2 separate regions of the Homo sapiens genome follow, and region 1 is linked to region 2. A link is a loop called in an ENCODE intact Hi-C map of the cell type or tissue named here. Cell type or tissue: endothelial cell of umbilical vein. All regions are shown on one strand. Links, peaks and the distances in the headings refer to the core of each region. The heading gives the core; the rest is flanking DNA.

The links. A loop is a pair of places that touch in the nucleus more often than their neighbours do. Peaks named below come from ENCODE experiments on the same cell type or tissue, not always from the same donor. Only the 100,000 strongest peaks of a DNase experiment are listed, where the experiment ranks them.
Region 1: it touches region 2 in a loop (3-fold over the local background); 7 of 110 quality-filtered maps call a loop at or near these places.

What each region holds. Positions count from the first base shown.
Region 1 is chr12:27,626,369-27,636,354 of GRCh38, reverse strand. It overlaps PPFIBP1 (PPFIB scaffold protein 1), which reads right to left. Exons shown (of 30, transcript NM_003622.4): 3 at 2,895-2,993; 4 at 1,240-1,445. The coding sequence starts at 2,958. Among named protein-coding and RNA genes, the nearest start is that of REP15, 65 kb to the left of the region's middle. In endothelial cell of umbilical vein, for the core only: no CTCF peak of the experiment used is centred there; no DNase peak of the experiment used is centred there; H3K27ac peaks cover 1,092 bases.
Region 2 is chr12:27,568,761-27,578,746 of GRCh38, reverse strand. It overlaps PPFIBP1 (PPFIB scaffold protein 1), which reads right to left. Exons shown (of 30, transcript NM_003622.4): 2 at 508-595. Among named protein-coding and RNA genes, the nearest start is that of PPFIBP1, 50 kb to the right of the region's middle. RefSeq lists an enhancer at 4,437-4,731. In endothelial cell of umbilical vein, for the core only: no CTCF peak of the experiment used is centred there; DNase peaks (open chromatin) are centred at 2,916, 4,556 and 7,086; H3K27ac peaks cover 4,179 bases.

The sequences.
Region 1 (9,986 bases), core at 2,349-7,348, 58 kb before region 2:
CAAACCTGGACCCTTAAGTCTCTGGAGGAGAAATCTGTAGAGCAAATAGAAAGTATAATAGTAAGGCATTATGTGTTTTAACAAGTAAAATAACTCCAGTTTGTGTAGCTGCACCCCCACTAAAGGATAGATTGTACTATTCGCTCTCAGAAACGCAGAGGTAAACCAGGTGGGAACACAGAGTATTCAGCACAGGACTGGCTGGGAGCTCTAATATTTGTGTCACATCATATGAAAATGTTTTAGCTGTAGGATGTACTCTTAAGGTTCCCAAAGCAAGCGGTTTTCATGTCTACCACAGATCATAAAGTAGATCACGATTCTTTCATACAATTCTTATTAGCTTTTATATCAACACAGTTAACTCATAAGCATATGAGTGCATCTTACTGAAAATTGAATATCCTTTAAGCACAAAATATCTCCTTTCCTCTGTCCTCCACTGAATCTGTTTTTGTGACATTCTTTAGATTTTATGTATTCATCACAGATTAAAACCACAGTATTTCCAACCGTGCCCAGACAAAGGGTAGCTCTGCCACATCTTCAATTTTTGAGAAGGATGCCTAGAAAGCGGCCTCATTGTTCAGTGAGTAACACCATTAACCCATTTATGCTGGAGGTTGTGATTTTTTTTTTTTAAATGAGACCTTGGCGATGACTTTGAGCAGGATATAAATAACTCCCACAAGCTTAGCGTTCCAATAATGGAACACTGCGCATAAATGGGTTAAAGGCCCAACTCCACAATTTAATTCGGGAACTGGAACTGAAATGATTGCCATAAACCACTAGATGGCACTTCCGGTCAAATACTGCTGTAAATCCTGTTGCTTTTTGAAAGTCTTTCATCATGCTTTCCATTTAGAATTGCTATTGGATCCTTTATGGTGAATAACCCAATATGACTGAGAAATCATCTATCATGTGCAAGATTCTTTCCCTTACAGGACTATTTGATTTAAGCCACAGTAGGTCATTCAGGCACAATCTAAAAGCCAGTCTGTTTTTATGGGCAGAATCAGGTGACCTGTTGTTGGTATTTACAAAATGTACACTAATAGCACTTTTTAAAAAGTTATCCTTAGAGTCAAAAGAAAATTAAGATATCTTAAGTAATAAAATCGGAGCACATGTGTTGCCCTAAACTTTTCTTGTTCTAATCAGCTATTCTATGTTCTAAATTTTGGAATAAGCAACAAAGGATTTATAACAGAATTTGGAACAGGCAGACCCTACCATTTGACTCTGAAGCCATTCAACAAGCGTTTCTGCTGTTGAATCTGGGATCTGGCATCTCAAGCCTTCTTTCTCATCTGTTTCCATCATCTCTAACAATCCACGCAGGTCTTCCACAAGGTGCAGAGCTCGCAAACTTCCCATGAATGGAGAGGTGGGAGATTGGCAATCAAAAATCCCATTGGAATATTCCAGAGCCTTAGAACCTAAGTTAAACAAAATCACAGAGAGAGCAATGGGATTTATGTTAGATAAAAATACCAAAGCCGAAGGCGGTAAACCAGTCTAGTCACAGTAAGGAACAATCAAAAGAAACAGAAAAAAGAGAATTCAATCACATAAATCTCTCCAAGTCAGAGTTACATGGTGCAAAAATTAAAACCATGTAGTTAGTGGTAAATATCCATGGTCCAGTTCGTAACTAGGAGGCCAATCATGGGGTATAGAAAGAAAAAGAGCCTGGTGGGCTTTGGTGTGAGGTGTGCTGGCCTCATGAAGATGATGGATAAGAAAGTGGCAGATCAGAAAATACAAATATTAGACCTGGTCCATTCCGGACCAATATTGGACCAAATGATTTCTGGCTTAGAAAAACTGTGGATGAAGGGTTATGAAATGAACCCAGATGAAGACTATCAGAGTAAATTCTGAGGAAAGATAATGAGCTCAATGCATTAAATGATTATACTGGTGTGCCCATAGGACATTTCTGGACAGATATCTGGTTGGAAATTAGAGATAGGAACTGGAAGCTTAGCAAAGAATTGGGAAGGTAAACACATGCGAACGAGCTAAGTGCAGTGGCGTGTGCCTGTAATCGCAGGTACTTGAGGTGTGAAGATTGCTTGAGCACAGCATTTCAAGGCTGCACTATGCATGTTATTCACAGGTAATCATGCCTGTAAATAGCCACTACACTTCAGCTTGAGAAACATAGCAAGACTTCCTCTCTTAAAAAAAAAAAAAAAAAAAAAAAGATATGGCCGGGTACGGTGGCTCACGCCTGTAATCCCAGCACTTTGGGAGGCCGACATGAGTGGATCACGAGGTCAGGAGTTTAAGACCAGCCTGGCCAAGATGGTGAAACCCTGTCTCTACTAAAAATACAAAAATTAGCCAGGCGTGGTGGTGGGTGCCTGTAATCCCAGCTACTTGGGAGGCTGAGGCAGAGAACTGCTTGAACCCAGGAGGCGGAGGTTGCAGTGAGCTGAGATTGTACCACTGCACTCCAGCCTGGGCAACAGAGAGAGACTCCATCTCAAAAAAAAAAAAAAAAAAAAGATACGGGAGTCATTGGTGGAAAGTGAATTTTGAATTCAAGAAAACAGATCAGAACATTCATGTTCACTGGGTAGAGAAGTGTCCCTCAAAGTATGGTCCACAGACCACCTACACCAGAATCACCTGAGATGCAGATTCTTTATCCTTGATTAGAAACCTAGGATGGAACTGAAATTTTTGATACTTTAAAATAATGTTTGAGAATAATGCTGGCAGAAAATGGAGAAGAGGAACAAAGATGAAATTACAGGGAAGCAAAAGGCATAGGTCTAAAAAATGAAAATAAAGTGAAAAGATAATATGAAAGTTGTAGTGAAAAAGCCAAGTGAGGAGAGTAAATGTTGTGATTCTGTCTTTCACAGGATGCAGATCACCTGCTATGATACCATCCATCTGCTCCAACGCTGCAGCCAACATGTCACTTGCATCACTCATCATTTTATTATTTGTCAGGGGCAAATTCCAACCCAGATCTGAAAAAAAATAAGGTTATCATTACATCCATTAAATGACATAGGCTTGCTAGTGGGTTTCTAATTCACCTTCAAATGATAACTCTGCTGTGTAGTCAAATATGGAAGAAGAACTTCAGTAGTGGAGTAGCAAGCTGTGGCCAATCACCTACTGTAGCACAAGACCACATGCGATACCTGTATCAGTTAATAAAGAAGATTCCATTCTTGCACTTGAGGTGTTTAAAATCCACTAGCATGGTTTCCATGCTGTTCTCTAGAACTCTAGGCCTCTGTAAAGGGCAACAGGGATGGCCATGGAAGCTTGCTGAGGGCCATGACAAGCACTGGCCAGACAAGACTCCTTTCTCCCTTTACCAGCCCCACCCAATCTCTGCTCTCTTAATTTCATTTATTTTTGTTTGTTTTTGTTTTTTCTTTCTGTACAAGGGCTTAAGATTTGTCTAAGAAAAGGATTCACTAACACATATACTAAATGTATGTGCACACACACACAAACACACACATACACCCCTACTGATACTAAACATTTTGTAGTGGAGCCATAGCTATCACATATTGAGTGCCTATAGTGTTTCCTACACATTTACATAAATTATCCATAATCCTTAGTCAACAGCTCTATAAAATGTGTAAATTCATCTCCATTTTATAAATGAGGATAAAAGATGTTTGATTTTTGCATGGAAACACAGCAAAGTAAATATAGCGAAGTTCAGTTTCTAACCTAGGTCTGTCTAACTTCCACTATAATACATAATTTCTGTTTACCTGATCCTATCTGAAGATGGGTTTATCCTGAAATTACATCACAATCTACTCATTGGTTTATCTGTTAAAAGATATATTGAGATAATGCTTGCAAAAACTTTGGTCATTGGCAGGAAAAAGTCAAGATAATGTGATTTTCAGCATTCATTAATGCATTTCAGGTACCAGACTAAGCACCCAGTAGATTCTCCCAATAGACCCGAATAAAGCTCTTACTATGTTATAGATACTGTGATAGAGCAAATACCTGGGAAATAAAGGGCATGCTGTTTCCCAGAAACCTTTGCCCTCTGTTTCCAAGCAGCCAAATCTCACCACTTTATTTTCACAAATATATTTATAGTTCCGGTATCAACTCCTTGGATGAGTTCCCAATTATGCATTCATTCTAACATAATGCCATATAATTGTTGTAAAATATTATTTTGATTTAAAGTCATTTCACCTAAGGATTTTCCAGAACTTTACTCACTTCCAAAGGTGAAAAATATCACTACCATTTATCTGGAAATACTACAGCATGAAAATACTCAAGGTATGTGTCTATGGTTACCCAGGAAACAAGGAATCAACAAGTTAGGTTATGAACCTAGGTCATTCCAAAAAATTTATTCACACACTCAGCCAGTGCACCATCCAAAGAAGCAGGACACATATTTAATAACCACTTATATATGTGTCTATATAAAACAAAGAGACACATACCAGGCTCAGCTATAAACATGGGAATACCAATAACACAAAGTAATGCCCATGTTAGAAAAACATATCATCTCACTAAATTAGAAAAAAATATTCGTCTTTGTTAGCAACTATATTTTGTGTAGAGCATAAACAGTTCAAGTCCGATAGGTACAATAGTTACCGAGTTCTTCTCTGTTCTATTTAATGAGCCTTTCAAATGCTATTATATGAAGGTATGAGACAATCTAGACCATGCTTTTCAAAGTAGTGAAGAACTAGTTCTTTAAAAATTTCCAATTCATTGGAGACGAATCCCTTCATTTAATAAAAATATGATGACAATGTTAAATTGCTATGAAAGTTCAAAACGTTAACTTTTAATCTCTATATCATGTAGCAGCCTACATGTACTAGTCAGGGAAAGACAGTACATACAAGTAATAAACACATATGTAACATGGCGAAGGTGGTAGGTGCTAAGGGGAAAAATGGAGTAGGATAAGGGGGTCCAATTTGGAAGGCTTTGCAAATTAAACAGGTAGCCAGGGACTGGCATTAGAATCAAAGGCCAAAGACTTCTCTAATAAGTTAAAAGTAGTCAAATCAAAATCGTCCAGTTCAGTGGTATTCCAAGTGTAGAATTCCTAGAAATCAATGAAAAAATAGGAGGCATGAGGATATGAACAATCATTTGGCAGAAATGTTTTCAACCAATAAAAATATGAAAAGCTGCTTAGTATCAGTAATAAATGAGGAGTATAAAGGAATGTGATAATGTTTTATAACCAATTAGTGAAAAAAATTGACATAGCCAAGTGTTGTGGAGAATATGAATTCATAGAACCTTTACTTTTTGTTTGTTTTTTGAGACAAGGTCTCACTATGTTGCCAGTTGACTGGTCTTGAATTCCTGGGCTCCTACAACCCTGCAGACTCAGCCACGATTTTATTAAATCCAAAGGCAGTAATGAAGGAACAATGGACACATAGGAGAAAGAAAAATCAATAGCCAAAGTGGTAGACTTAAACTGAAGCATATAAATAATCGTATTAAGTGTTGTGTAAGTTGGAGTAAGCCATGGGTATGCAAAGGCATACAAAGTGGTATATAACAGCAGAGACTCAGAAGCAGGAAGAGTGAGAGGGAGGTGAGGATGAAAATAGGTACAATGTACACTATTCAGGTGACAGAAGCACTAAAATCCCAGACTTCCGCTATACAATTCATCATGTAACTGAAAACCACTTGTACCCCTAAAGCTACTGAAATATAACAATTTTTTAAAATAACATTTTTAAAATTACATTAAGTACAAATGCAGTAAACGCTGATAAGAGCCAGAGATCATCAGATTAGTTTTTTAAGTCCTAATTATGTGCTGTTAATAGAGACTTTAAATATAAAGAAATATAATAGTAAAAGGATGAAAAATGAGATAACATACATATGTAAGCACAGGAAAGCAGGAGCGGGTTTATTTAAAAACTACACATCAGGAAGTATGACTAGAAAGAAAGATATTTTACAATGATAAGTGTTAATTCATCAGGAAGTCATAACAAGCACAAATGTTTTTGCAACTAATAACAAAGCTTCCAAATACATGAAGCAAAAACTGATGGTGTTAAGGGAGAATTAGACAAATTTAATCCACTTATATTTAACATAATATAGATATGGTTGACCTGGTTGGATTTAAATCTACTGATAAGGTTGGATTTAAGTCTATTGTCCTGCTATTTCTTTTCTGTTTGTCCCATCTATCATTTGTTCTTTTACAACCTTCTTTAGAATTGACAGGTAAGGTAGGAAAAAAAACTCAGTAACACACAAGATTTGAAAATATTATCAACCATCTTGATCAAATTCAATTTATAGAACAAAACACACAAATGCAGAATATACATTCAAGTCTACAAGTTATATTCACCAGGATAAGGCATATATGCAAGGCCACAGAATCAGTTTCGATAAATTTCAAATGGGTTTTAAAGAACTACACAGAAGAGTAAGAAACACACAACCTGAAGTGGTGAAGTACTAAGAATAGACCATCCATATTTATTAAAATTCTGCCTTGCCCATGGTTTGAGCTATTTTAGAGGCAGCCTAATTTATCAGGCATCTGTGTTGACAAAGCTATGTTAATTTTCAGGGCTAGGTCAACGTATTTTTAAAAATGAAAAGGCTAAATAAAAAAGCTTTAGAAAATCCCCTGGTCTCTAAAAAGACTTTCTTAAGTCCTCATAAATATTTCTGAGAGGAAGATTCCCTGGGCTTCCTCACATAATTAATATAATGAAATATTATTCTAATACAATGGAATATTATTCTACAGTAGAGAGATGGAACAAATAATACATGCAACATTATGTTGGGCAAAAGAAGCCAGACAGAAAGGACCATGTACTGTATGATACTTTTATATGAAATTCAAGAACAGGTAACCTACGATAGAAGGTAGAGCAATAATTACTTACAGAAAATGGTGAGTGACTGAAAGGAGACACCAGTGGAATTTCTGGTCAGTATCTTGATTGAGATATAGGTTACACAAGTTTATACATTTGCCAAAACTCATCAAACTATGCAATGGTCTTTAAAGCTTGTCAGGCATAAAGAATCCCAATGTCAATCCCATTTAAGTTCTTTATTTTAACTGGGAAGGAACCACTCATTGTTGGCTAAATGTTGAAAGCATAAAATTCATTTAGAACTAATTTAATTGGGAATGCCTTTGAAACAGATGAATTAATAATACCGTTTAGCTTCTAACTGAGGCAGATGTAATTGGTGCCCTCTGTAATTCCATGCATGCCAGCCCAACTTTTAACTGTCCAAGATTTCAGGGAGCCCTCTGCCATTGGATGTGGTGGTCTGAAAATGCTAGAGAATTAATGTCCCTTTAATATTTAAAGTTATCAGCTTTAAATACTCCAGCACACTTTCCCCCTAGAAAGAGCAAATTCTGATTCATGTAATCTACATTGGTTCCCAGAATTATCCAGACAATTAAGATCTACTCAGAGTGGTAACTTGTTTGATAATGCATGATTTATCAGTTCTCTTCTTTATTTCTCTAAGTCTTTCCTAGGATCACTTTCCAAATAAAACTTTGGTATTTGAAAAATTAGGAAAGAGAAGTTGGTTGTTAGAAATTAGAAATAAAAATTCCACTTTAAAAAAGAACTAAATAATGAATGAAGTTGGACATGCATGGACCTCTGCATCTAAGACTATGATGATAATATGTCATGAATCAAGGATCATGAATAATCCAATTATATGAACCTATGGTCCAAAATAAAAGGCTCAGAATATCCAGCTCCATTTCTTCCCATTCTTTGCTTACCCAGAAATCTGCTAGTTATAGTTGAGTTCTTTGGGTGGACAAAACCCCTTAGAAAATTACAACTTCACCATCCAAGGCCAAGCACAGTGACTCACACCTGTAATCCCACTACTTTGGGAGGCCAAGGCAGGAGGGTCGCTAGAGCCCAGGAGTTTGAGACAAGCCTGGGCCACATAGTGAGACCCTGTCTCTACAAAAAATTGTACAAAATATGCTGGGTGTGGTGGCATGTGCCTGTAGTTCCAGCTGCTCAGGAGGCTGAGGTGGATCACTTGAGCCCAGGAGCCCAAGGCTGCAGTGAGCTGTGATTGTGCCACTGCACTCTAGCCTGGGTGATAAAGAACCTGTCTCAAAAGTAAAGAAAAAAAATCCTAAAGAACAAAAAAATTCACCATCCAATAATTCTCACAAAATAGCAAATTTATTTCTGGATTCTAAGTGGCTAATATATGCTTCTTTGAATGACTTGCTAAAGAAAAAGGTACCAGGAAATACATTAATCACTACCACAACAAAGGAGTGAAGCTGGGGTTCAAAGTCATAGTTCAAACTGGAGAAGCCTCTTATTTGTTGGGTGATGTAAACAGAGAAATGAGCTCCGTTTGCAGGAGTTCTTGGGCTACTGGTTTCCTATTCCAATGGCTTAATAAAAATAAATGTAGGAAAGTTTTAGATAAGCAAGCTCTTGGGGATAAGATTCAAATATTATAGTAAGAGACTAAACCGGGGCGGGGGGTGGGTAACCAACAGAAATATGTTCAGGGTATATTTCAAGTTTGGTCAGGACCCATTTAGAGCAGATTTGAATGGGGTAAAATATCAAGGAAAGTTCCGGGCATGGATGTGGTGGCTAAAGCATTGGCAGGACACCATAATTTTTTGCACGGTTGCTGACTAACTGATGTTTTAGGTCAGGCTCACTGCCCAGTCTTCCTGTGAAGAAAAGAAAGGCCATAAGAAAATTAGCAAGTTTCTTTTAAATTTTTGTGAGAATAACATTTGTCCTAGCTTTCTCAGCTTTCTTTAGGTAAAATGCTTGGGCTTGAAAGAGAACCCTGAACTTCTTACCCAAGATAGATACAATTCACTGAGACTAAGACACTTGAAAGAAGGAATCTTCAGAGAAAGGGAGAATGTTCACATACATTCGACTATGCTGGTAGAACGCCACAGTATTCTGTGGTCATTATGAAAATAGAATATGTTTTCACACAAATTACTCATACCTTTCTCAACAGTTTAGTTTTTTTATTTTTTTTCTGCCAAGAAGCTGTCTCAGAAGGTTAATCAATTACGCAATGATTGCCAATGTGTGCAGCAATACAATCTCAGCAAAGAGAAACTATCTTAAAAACAGAGACATCATATTTGCTAGCACAACAGGGTGACAACTGTCAACAATAATTTACTGTACATTTATAAATAACTAAAAGAATTGGAATGTCTGTAACACAAAGAAATGACAGATGCTTGAGGTGATAGATACCCCATTTACCCTGATGTGATTATTATGTGATGTATGCCTGTATCAAAATATCTCATGTACCCCATAAAGGCACATACCTACTATGTACTCATAAAAATTAATTTAAAACAAAACCCAAACCAGATCTAAAGGGAGAAACAGGTACTAGTTCAGTGGTTTGGAACAGCAGCATCACCTGTGAGCTAGTAAGAAATGCAAATCCTGCCAGACATGGTGGCTCACGCCTGTAATCCCAGCACTTTGGGAAGCTGAGGTGGGCAGACCACTTGAGGTCAGGAGTCGGAGACCAGCCTGGCCAACATGGTGAAATCCCACCTCTACTAAAAATAAAAAATTAGCTGGGTGTGGTGGTGTGAGCCTGTAGTCCCAGCTACTGGAGATGCTGAGGCAGGAGAATTGCTTGAACCCAGGAGGCAGAGGTTGCAGTGAGCCAAGATCGCACCACTGCACTCCAGCCTGGGCGATAGAGTGAGACTCCATCTCAAAAAAAAAAAGAAATGCAAATCCCTAGACCCCACCCTAGGTCTACTGAATCAGAAACACCAGAGGCAGGCCCAGCAATCGGTGTTTTTCCAAGCCCTCCCACTGGCTCTGAGGCGCACTCAATCACTAGACTCACACACACTGAGGCCTGTCTTTCCTCCTTGGGACAACAAGCCCTGCCCAGATGAGGTGGGAATTGGCTGACAAGGTAAATAA
Region 2 (9,986 bases), core at 2,644-7,643:
GTCACTTGGTAGAAGCTCAATAAATAGTAGTTATTATTACTGAGCAAGAGAAATAGGGAGAAAGTGGGTAAATATGCCTGTGAGAAACCAATACCTCATATTCTAAGCCTACTGGGTCATTAATGGGTCAACTAGCAATTCTCGCTGGTGTAGATAAGGTAGTGAAATGGTCTGTGAGGTGAAGAGTGATGAAGGACTCGAGAAGAGGGCTGTGCTTTTTATTTTATGTTCTACCAAGTCTGTGTCTTCCTTCTCAGTGCCAAATGAAGATTTGCTCACTGCCTGCCACACCGCGTCTAAATCCTACAGCCACCTATGTTATTCATACTACTCTTAGAATTTACAGGTTTTAAAAGGGCGAGCAGATACAAACACTCCTAGACTTAATGAGTAGACTCACTAGAGTCAAGTAACTTTACTCCTGGAAAAAAATTCACACACACTGAGAGGAAATTGCAGGTTTTAGAGAGTCTGAAATGAACCATGGCCAGAAGTGAGTTCACTTACATTTTTAAAAAGCAGGTTTAAAGCTGATTTATTTCAGTTCTTCAAATCTTGGATGTACTCAGCAAAGTGATCCACACGTTCTTTTATACTGAAAAGAAACAAATACAAAAACGACAAGTTAAAATTATAGCACATCAGAAAAAATAAAAGTGGCAAATGGCTGATTATATAAAGAATATTAAACTAGATAACATGAGTGTAATTAAAAACAACAAAACGTGTTAAGGACTTCCTTCCATTCATCCTTTCTCTCCTATCCTCCTTCTTCCTTCTTCCCCGTCCAGCACTCCACCCTTCTCTCCCTTCCTTCCTCAGTTACTGGACAACCTCAAATATTCCCTGATGACTAATTTTTCTGCTGAAGCCACCATCATTAATTTTTATAGCACAAAGTAGTAGTAGCACATGGTAGGTACTCTATGAATGTTTGTTGAGTAAATGAATGAACCACGGTTTTGCAATATTTTGTCGTTAAGGTAAAAAAAAATGGGAAATGTCCACAATTTATTATTTTGTTGTCCAACAGGAACAAGTTGTATAAAATATGTAGAAATACATACACTATTTTTCAGACTTGCATTTTTGATTCTCTTATCTCTTGAATAACTCATACTTAGGGGAAAATCCCCACTAGTATATACAGGAACATATATCCTCACCATGATACAGTAATAAAATATATTTTGGTACTAAAAGAATATTTAAGAACAGTGAACGTTCCTTTTGAGATGCCCTCTCTTCAAATACTTCAGAACTAACTGCATCCAAAGGAGAAAGCAAGGTGTCTCCAAGTTAAATACCAGAGATATTCCCATACATGTTTTACAAATGCATAAAGAGTCAGGGCCAGTTCTAGACAAAATTATGACGTATGGATGTGGCTGTTTCCTTCCTTCTATCTGTCCTTGTGAGGATTCATTAACCCCAGATGTTTAATCAAGTAGGGAAGCAAAAGGATCAGCTCCAAGGTTGCAACAACTTAATGGATATCCTTCATGAGGACATTTTTTATTAAAAAAAAAAAAAGCTTCAGAAAAGGCAGGTGCTTAACAGTGAAATAAAATGCATTACTGGCTATGGCATTTCAGGAATGAATGGGGGTGTGGATTTTCATCGTGGAATTTCTCAACACCCCATCAAATCACATCAGGTAAGTATCTGTCCATTCCTCTTTCTCCTACCACTGGCTTCATATATGGCCCATATATACACACCAATCCCAGCAAATTTTAAGCAACTTATTATATGTAAACAGGCAAGCTCAATTTTAAGACTAGGGTGCGCTCTGAAAGTAAACAGTCATGTTAATGAGCAGTTTTCAAAGTGAGCTCCTAGGACTCCCACCCTAAGATGCTTCAGAGAGCAGAGGCAGAAGTGAGTGGATGTGCAGCCATGGGCACAGCGATTTCACTTTCATCTGTTTCAGACTTAGACACAAGATTTAGTTGGAGAAGTGGTGCCTTGAGCTGTTTATGAAAGAGCTGAAACAATCAATGTTACCAAAGAATAATTAGATTAAAATCTAGTGCAGAAAATCCCAGTCAGTCCACAACACAGCTGATCTAACACCAAAATCCAACCGCCACCTGTCATAGGGCCTTTATGGTAAAATACAAGTCCCAGCCTGAGCCCCAGGGCAGAGGTCAGTCCGGGTCTGAGCAGACAGGAGCTGGGCCTTCTCTTCTTCCCTACTTAGCCCCCTCATCTCCTGCTCTGGAACGTAATGAGCAGAAGGAAGGGCACCTACACTTCCATGAGGACTGAGTCAACAGTAAGAGGGCAAGATTAGGCTGCAGGGGGAGGCTGCAGATGTTCACAAGATGGATAAGCAAAGGTCTCCAGCAGAGAACAAGACATGGCGGGTTTCTGCAAGTCAGTCACTTCCCAGGCCCTGTCCCGATCCCCACCAGCCTCTTTGCTGGGAATTCCATGTGCAAGGTTTACACGCTTCACCTGGATCAGGGCTCTTGGCTAGGAATAAGAAAGGAGAAAATTAGTAGAATAGTTTAAAAAGAAGAAGAAGACAAAAACCTATGTTCTATAAAATCCAATTCAAAACAATATGTTAAATGAAAAAAAAAGCGGTGGGGGATGGGGCAGAGATGGGAGGAGGATTATGAGAAAATAAGTATTGCCTGAATGTGCTCCAGAGAAATTCACATTAACTAACAGGCACTGAGTATATTCAATCCCTCCCTCAGCACAGAGCTCTGATTATTTGGCCTAACCAGGACTGAATACACAAAAACATTTATAAACATGAACCATTATATTTTTTGAGTTTTCATCATAGGACTTGTTTAAGTAAGTCAAAGATGTTCTTTGTTCTACAGTTTTGATCAAATGAAGAGACTTTAGTCATTTCCTCAGAAACAGACTTAAGCTATAAATACTAACTAACCAACATAGCCACTCGCAAAAAATCTCAATGACAAGTTTAATTTGAAAACAAGAACACATTATCGAACTGAAAAGTAAGCCATAAAAAAATCCAAACCCATGCAAACAGCATTTCTAGAAGAAAAACCCTTAGTGAAATGACAAGCATAAATACAAATAGCTTGTTATTTGACTCACAAACCTATCCCATACATAGAGAAGCAAAAAAGAAACCAGTCTATATTTGGGTCCATTTAATCAAACAAACTCTTAACATCCTGCCCACAACCTCAGGTCTCAAATTCCAAGATAATTCTCCAACTGTTAAATAAGTGATTTCTATGGATCTCTTTGAGATAAAAAACACATTTGTTACTATTGCTTATTTTCTAAATCCCTTTGCTATCCTAAAGTATGACCATCATGAGACTAACATGTTAAACAATCATTAAAAATCAAAGTTTCTGTTTATCATAATACATAATGCCATATCTCAGCCTTCAAAATGAAATGGAATCTATAGTCTCCTTTCAGATATGACTTAAGTGTCTAAAGCAAGGGTCTGTAAGAAGGCCAAATGTGGGTCTGCCACCTGTTTTTGTAAATAAAATTTTATTGGAACACAGCCACACCCATACATTTACATTTTGTCTGTGGTTGATTTTTCCAAGACACAATAACAGAGTTGAGTAGTAGCAACAGAGACCATAAGATCCACAAGTATAAAATGTTTATATCTGGCCTTTTAAGAAAAGATTTGCTGACCTCTGGTCTAAAAAGCCTGCTACTTCAGTAGACTGTCTTAAAATAAGAAATGCTAATCCTGGTATAGTCATGTTGCTGGATAATTACCTAAGTCACTTAACCTTTAACTGCTTTAATTTTTTCATTTATGATACACTAATTGTGATATTCGTTGGGAACTTATATACCAGGGAATATTTTAAGAGCTTTGCTCTTAGTAAATAAACAACAAATCTGTTCATTTAATTCTGACAAATATCCTAGGAAAGAAGTAAATTATTTCCACCTTCTAAATGAGATAATCAAGGCAGAGGGGTTAAATAACTTGTCCAAGGTTAAGTAGTGGAGAAATCAGGACCAGAACCCAGGCAGTCCAGCTCCTGAGCTCATTTCTTAATCTTTATGCTACGTTGATAATACTTTCCATTTTATAAATTATACAAAATAAAATCTCAAAAGGTCTGTTAGTTATGTTAGGTCAATCCAGTAAAATATACCTCTGCATAATTTAGGTTAAGATACCAAAAATAAGACTATACATGGACTTCCATGGACTTTTAAGACCCATCTAAGATTAGAGCTAATCTTGGGGTACTGGGAATATAAAAGCTTATCATTCTTTATTTTTTAGCATAAGTAATCAAAGAATCAAGCTAACTGACCAATATCTATCTTTTCCTTGGTAAGTAAGGCCTCTCCAGGAAGTTCAGGCCCTTCAGAAAGGCTTCAGGAGGAAGACTTAGCAGAGAGACTCTAAATCTTCCAAGTTTGTTCCCATCTAGTCTTACCCCCCACCAAGTTTCCATCTGAGAAAACGTTGAGTAAGCATCAACAGACTTTACGGAAAGATTGTTCTCATAGCCTGGCAAAAAGAGCTCTATCCAGCCACAACCATCACATGGTCAGGAAGATGTCCCCTTGCTGAATCACCCCCACCACTTCCTGAAGTTCTCTGGGATTTTGGGAGGAAATATGTCACCTAAATGTGACTCAGTGCCCTTCTGTACTGAAAGATAGGTTTATATGATTCCAAATAAATCGAGAGAAAACATAGCACTAAATTACTCATCACCAAGTCATGTGCAGAGATGGTCTTAATCTTTTTGTTGTTTTGGGCTTTTTTTTTTTTTTTTAAGAGACAGGGTCTCACTTTGTCATCCAAGCTGGAGTGCAGTGGTACAATCACAACTCACTACAGCCTCGAAAGCCTGGGCTCCAGCAATCCTCTTGCTTCAGTCTCCTGAGTAGCTAGGAATACAGGTGTGCAAGCTTGACTAGTTTATTATTTTATTTTTTTGTACTGATGAGGTCTCACTTTGTAACCCAGGCTGGTTTCTAACTCCTGGTTTCAAGTAGTACTTCCATCTCAGCCTCCCAAAATGCTGGGATTACAGGCATGGGCCACTGCACCCGCCGGCTTTTAACCTTCTTTTTAATCACGCTAGTCTCCAACTGGTTTTCAATGTCTGCAGAGTAAAGTCTAGATCCTTGAGTTTGACTTTAAAGACCTTCCACATCTTGTCTTTCTAACTTTTCCAACCTCATCTCCTTCCATGTTTGGTCTTCATGCCTCCAGGATGGCCGGCTTTTTCTTCAGTATATCATATCTACTCCTGTTTCTGAGGCCATACTCATTCTGTACCCTTTGTTAAAGACCCTATTTTCTCCTCTACTACCAACATCAAAACCTATACTAGCAACACACTCAAAACCATATTTGTGGCTCAAATATGGTTTTGGCTTCTTAGATCTTGCCCAAATCATGAAGCCTTTTCATATTATGTCCCTATGTAGTCTTCCTTTTCTCTCATTGCCAACACCCGTTACTATTTCCACCACCCATTCATTCGGGTATTTAATCATGTATTAATGTTCACTGTTTAAATATTCCAAAAGTCTGTTTTGCTTTCTCAATAAGACATTGTTTCTCAAATAACAGATTCTTTCAAATAGATGCTTGGCATTTTCAAATTGTAGATGAAGAGTCCTTGACAAGTAGAGCTAACTTAGCTGAGAAGCAAATTCAAATCACAAGCTTGGGCTGTGTTAGTTACATGGAGCCCAGCCAACCAATAAACATCTGCATTCCAAGAAAGCTTTGTTTTCTGACTATCTAGTAACTCTTATGAGCAAACTTCAAACTTATTTCTTTGTGGGATTGTTAGAAAAAAGCCAGCGGTCAGTCCTAGCAATGAAAGTGAAGATCAAGTGGTACAAGAAAGTGATAGCCCTTAGCCAATAAAATAAATAGACATTAAAGAGATGAAGAAATTACATGTTATGGTATATCTGCAAATCTAAGGATGGATGAGGGCTTGGGATTCATGCCTTATGCTTTAAAGGGTTTAGTGTGCAGTTTTTTCTGTGTTCCCACAGTACTAAGCACTGTGTTGTAAATACTAGCTCAATGAATAATCTGATAATCCCATGTCCCAAAGTCCTCAGTGAACCCATTTTCCATGCCAAAATAAAAGTCACTGTAGTCAATTTCCCTCGAGGTTGCAAAATTTTAGTATTTGCAATATCTATTGACATATTACATCAAACAGGCCCACATGTTTTTAAATTAACATGTTGCTTTGCAATCATATTTGAAGTGTTTAGTAATGGCTTGCTTTCTTTGCCAATACTGCCAAATTATTTTTATTTTCCACAGTAAAATCCTAATTCAAAGATTCTGAGCAATTGTGGAATTCAAAAGTTGTCATTCTTTGAAAATTTTGACTGAATTGACTGAAATGATTAAAGTCTGCCATAAAGTTTTATATAAAAGTAAACATATGTAGAGTAATATGCTGTGTGAGACTGTACTGGCAGCCTAGTGAAGGAAAGAACATGGTTCAGCTTCCTGGTATACCAATTATATACCAATTTTTCTTTGTGGCAAATACTTTAAAACTTTATTTTATATGAGAATAATATGGACTGAAGTGCAAAATTTACATAACAATGTATTAAAACTATATAAAAATATGAATTATAGCATAAAAATTACATAACAATATATTTAAACAGTGGGTTTCAATTCAGTTGGGGGCAAGAACTTTAGAGTAGATGTTCTCATTATTTGTACATTTCTTGAAGCATCAGGGTAGAAATCAGAGATTGCGGATTACAGTCAGTCATCATGTCCTCAGAGGAAAAAAGCATTCTATAAATGTCCTGAAATATGTTCTATCTTTTTGAAAATGTGAGAGAAATGACTGCGCCACTCTCAAAATTCAGGCACCCATACCTAAGAAATCCTGTAAAATCAAGTATTTCCACTAAATCACTAACCAATGTGTTACTGCAAATATCACTCAAAAAATATGAAGTCAAACCACTGAGATCCCACAAGCATTGTGAAAGGCCATTCTGAACTAATGTGAAATTTGTATAGTGATTGAATAAAAACAATGACTTCAGCCCACTGGTATATAACACTTTATCATGTCGGTAGAACTGCAGGAACTAACACACCCCAGTGAGGTCATCATAGGTCTGAAAAGTGGGTTGGCTCATTATGAATTCTATCATTACTGACCCAGCAAGAACAGTAGAGACTCTTTCCCATAAAATGCCCCACATGGAATAGGCACATTTTCATTGTCAGATTACAACCATGTTCTCTGCATCATGTGTGTTTGAGGGAAAAAAAAATGGATTGGTGGGTTCATCTCCTCCCCCATTTTCCCTCTCATTTTACCACGGACCAGATTGATACATGCTTTTTCGGTGGGTAAATTGGCAATTGACAATGCTCATCAAAAGCCCTAAAAATATAATAGCCTTTGGCCCTTCATTCTACATTTATTAGACTTACAAGAAAAACCTGGAAAAATGAGCAACGATGAATATATACTCCTTTCACAAGAATGTTATAATATTTATAATTAAAAAATGGAAACAATCCAATGTTTGTACACTGAGGTACATCCATCAGAATATTAAGCAGAACCAGGTTACAGGAGTGGTTACCAATAATTCATGACACAGAAGGACCCTCATAATATACTAAAGGATCTGCTTTTTCATAAATATACACACACATAAAAGTCAGGAAGAATATGGTTTTCAACACTTTCTTCTTCCCCTTCATCACAGATCCCAGAGCAGTCTACTACCAGTAACATCTTTAATTAGAGAGAGATGTGGGAGGGGAGATGAAAGGAGAGGTATATGCACATTTTATTTTTTTATTTTTTTATTTTTATTTTTTTCTTTGAGACAGAGTCTCACTGTCGCCCAGGCTAGAGTGCAGTGGTGCCATCTCGGCTAACTGCAAGCTCTGCCTCCCGGGTTCACGCCATTCTCCTGCCTCAGCCTCCCGAGTAGCTGGGACTACAGGCGCCCGCCACCACAACCGGCTAATTTTTTTTTGTATTTTTCGTAGAGACAGGGTTTCACTGTGTTAGCCAGGATGGTCTCGATCTCCGGACCTCATGATCTGCCCACCTTGGCCTTATGTACATTTTTTCAAAACCCTTCCCACCCCCAGTCAGTGGGTCTTGTGTCTCCCTCTGAGGTATGCTATCATATGACAACATGTTGACAGTGGTTGTTACTGTGTGGCAGGATTTCAGATTAATTAAATGTGATTTAATTTTTCATTTTGTTTATCTGTACTTTATAATTTTATTATAAACATTAGGTATTGTTTTTGTCAAAGGAAGCAAGCAAGATGACTTAGAGGGTAGAATTTGAAATCAATCAGCCTGACTTTTAATACCCCATGTCCACAACTTTTAGCTATATGATCTGTCAAGTTACTTAGCCTAGCTAAGCCTCAAGTTTTCTCATCCAACAAATAGGCAGAATAGTATCCAGCTATTTTATTATTAGGGAAGCTAACAGAACTGCATATTCGATAAAGGAATGATTACTATATAGTATGTAAAATACAACTTTATTTAAGTGTATATATTTTAAGAAAAAAATTGAAATCCTAGTCTTATTGGGAAAGAAAATAAATATATGGTGAAAATTTCATCTGCAATGGTAACCAAAAATGCATATTAAACAGCCATGAGTTACCATTTTACATATACCAAAACACACAAAAAATCCTAACTCTCACCGGTGGCGATGTTGTAGAACTCTAAATAACAATAACTAATTGGAAATATCTGAATATCCATTATTAGAGGGATGGTAAATGGTTTAATTAATTTGGGGAAGTCAAAGCAATAAAATTAAGAAATTATCAAGGCTATAATGCTAAAGACCATGGAGAACAGGATCTAAAATATCTAAACTTGGAAACTGTATAAAATGTAGGCTGGACGCGGTGGCTCACACCGGTAATCCCAGCACTTTGGGAGGCCGAGGCAGGTGGATCATGAGGTCAGGAGTTTGAGACCAGCCTGTCCAATATGGTGAAACCCTGTCTCCACTAAAAAATACAAAAAAGTAGCTGGGCATGGTAGCCAGTGCCTGTAATCCCAGTTACTCGGGAGGCTGAGGCAGGAGAATTGCTTGAACCCCCTGGGAGGCAGAGGTTGCAGTTAGCCGAGATTGTACCATTGCACTCCAGCCTGGGCAACAGGGCAAGACTCCGTCTCAAAAACAAACAAACAAAAAAATGTAGATATATGCACAGGAATGATTGAGGTGAGTAGGAACATGTGAGAATGAGGAAGGGAGACTTTTTGACAGAGAGCCAGTGGGCAGGAAAGCAGAGGGGTGAATTAAAGAGTGCCTCAGCAGTCAGACCAGAAGGCATAGTCAGCCATCCAACTATTTATGTATAGCCATACAACTATTTGTGTTGTATGAAAGATAATACGAGACTTCTACTTTGTAGGTGTGTTTACAGTATTTAATATATCAGTGCAATAATGTGTGTATTATTTATAATAAATATACATACTGAAGGAGATGCTCACAAGTTTGATGACAGCAGTACCCTGATGAAAAAGGTTCAGAGCCCACTGCAGAAGGCTTTAAAGCGGGAGAAAAATCAACATCAAATTAGAATTTCAAAAAGATCATTCTGGAGACCACACCAGAGGATGAATTTGGAGGCAGGGGATGCAATTATGGTTTCAGGGCCATGAACTAGCAGTGAGAATGCAGGGAAGAGTAAAACTGAGAAAAGCATTTAGGGGATTCAGTTGGGGCATGAAGAAGCAGACATCACTGATGACTCTATGACTCTGGTTTCTGACCTTTTTCTCTGTGGTAACAGAGAATTCAGAAGACATAAAATAAAGTGGCAGGGGGTGCATAATTAAATTTTTATCACATTTGAGTTCAAAAAGCCTATGGAACCTCTTGGTGAATACATATACAATGTAGTTGGAAAAACAGGTCCAGAAAGTTTAGTAAAAATCCCTGGGTTCATTCATGGTTGAACTTCATCTGTTTAAAAGTGG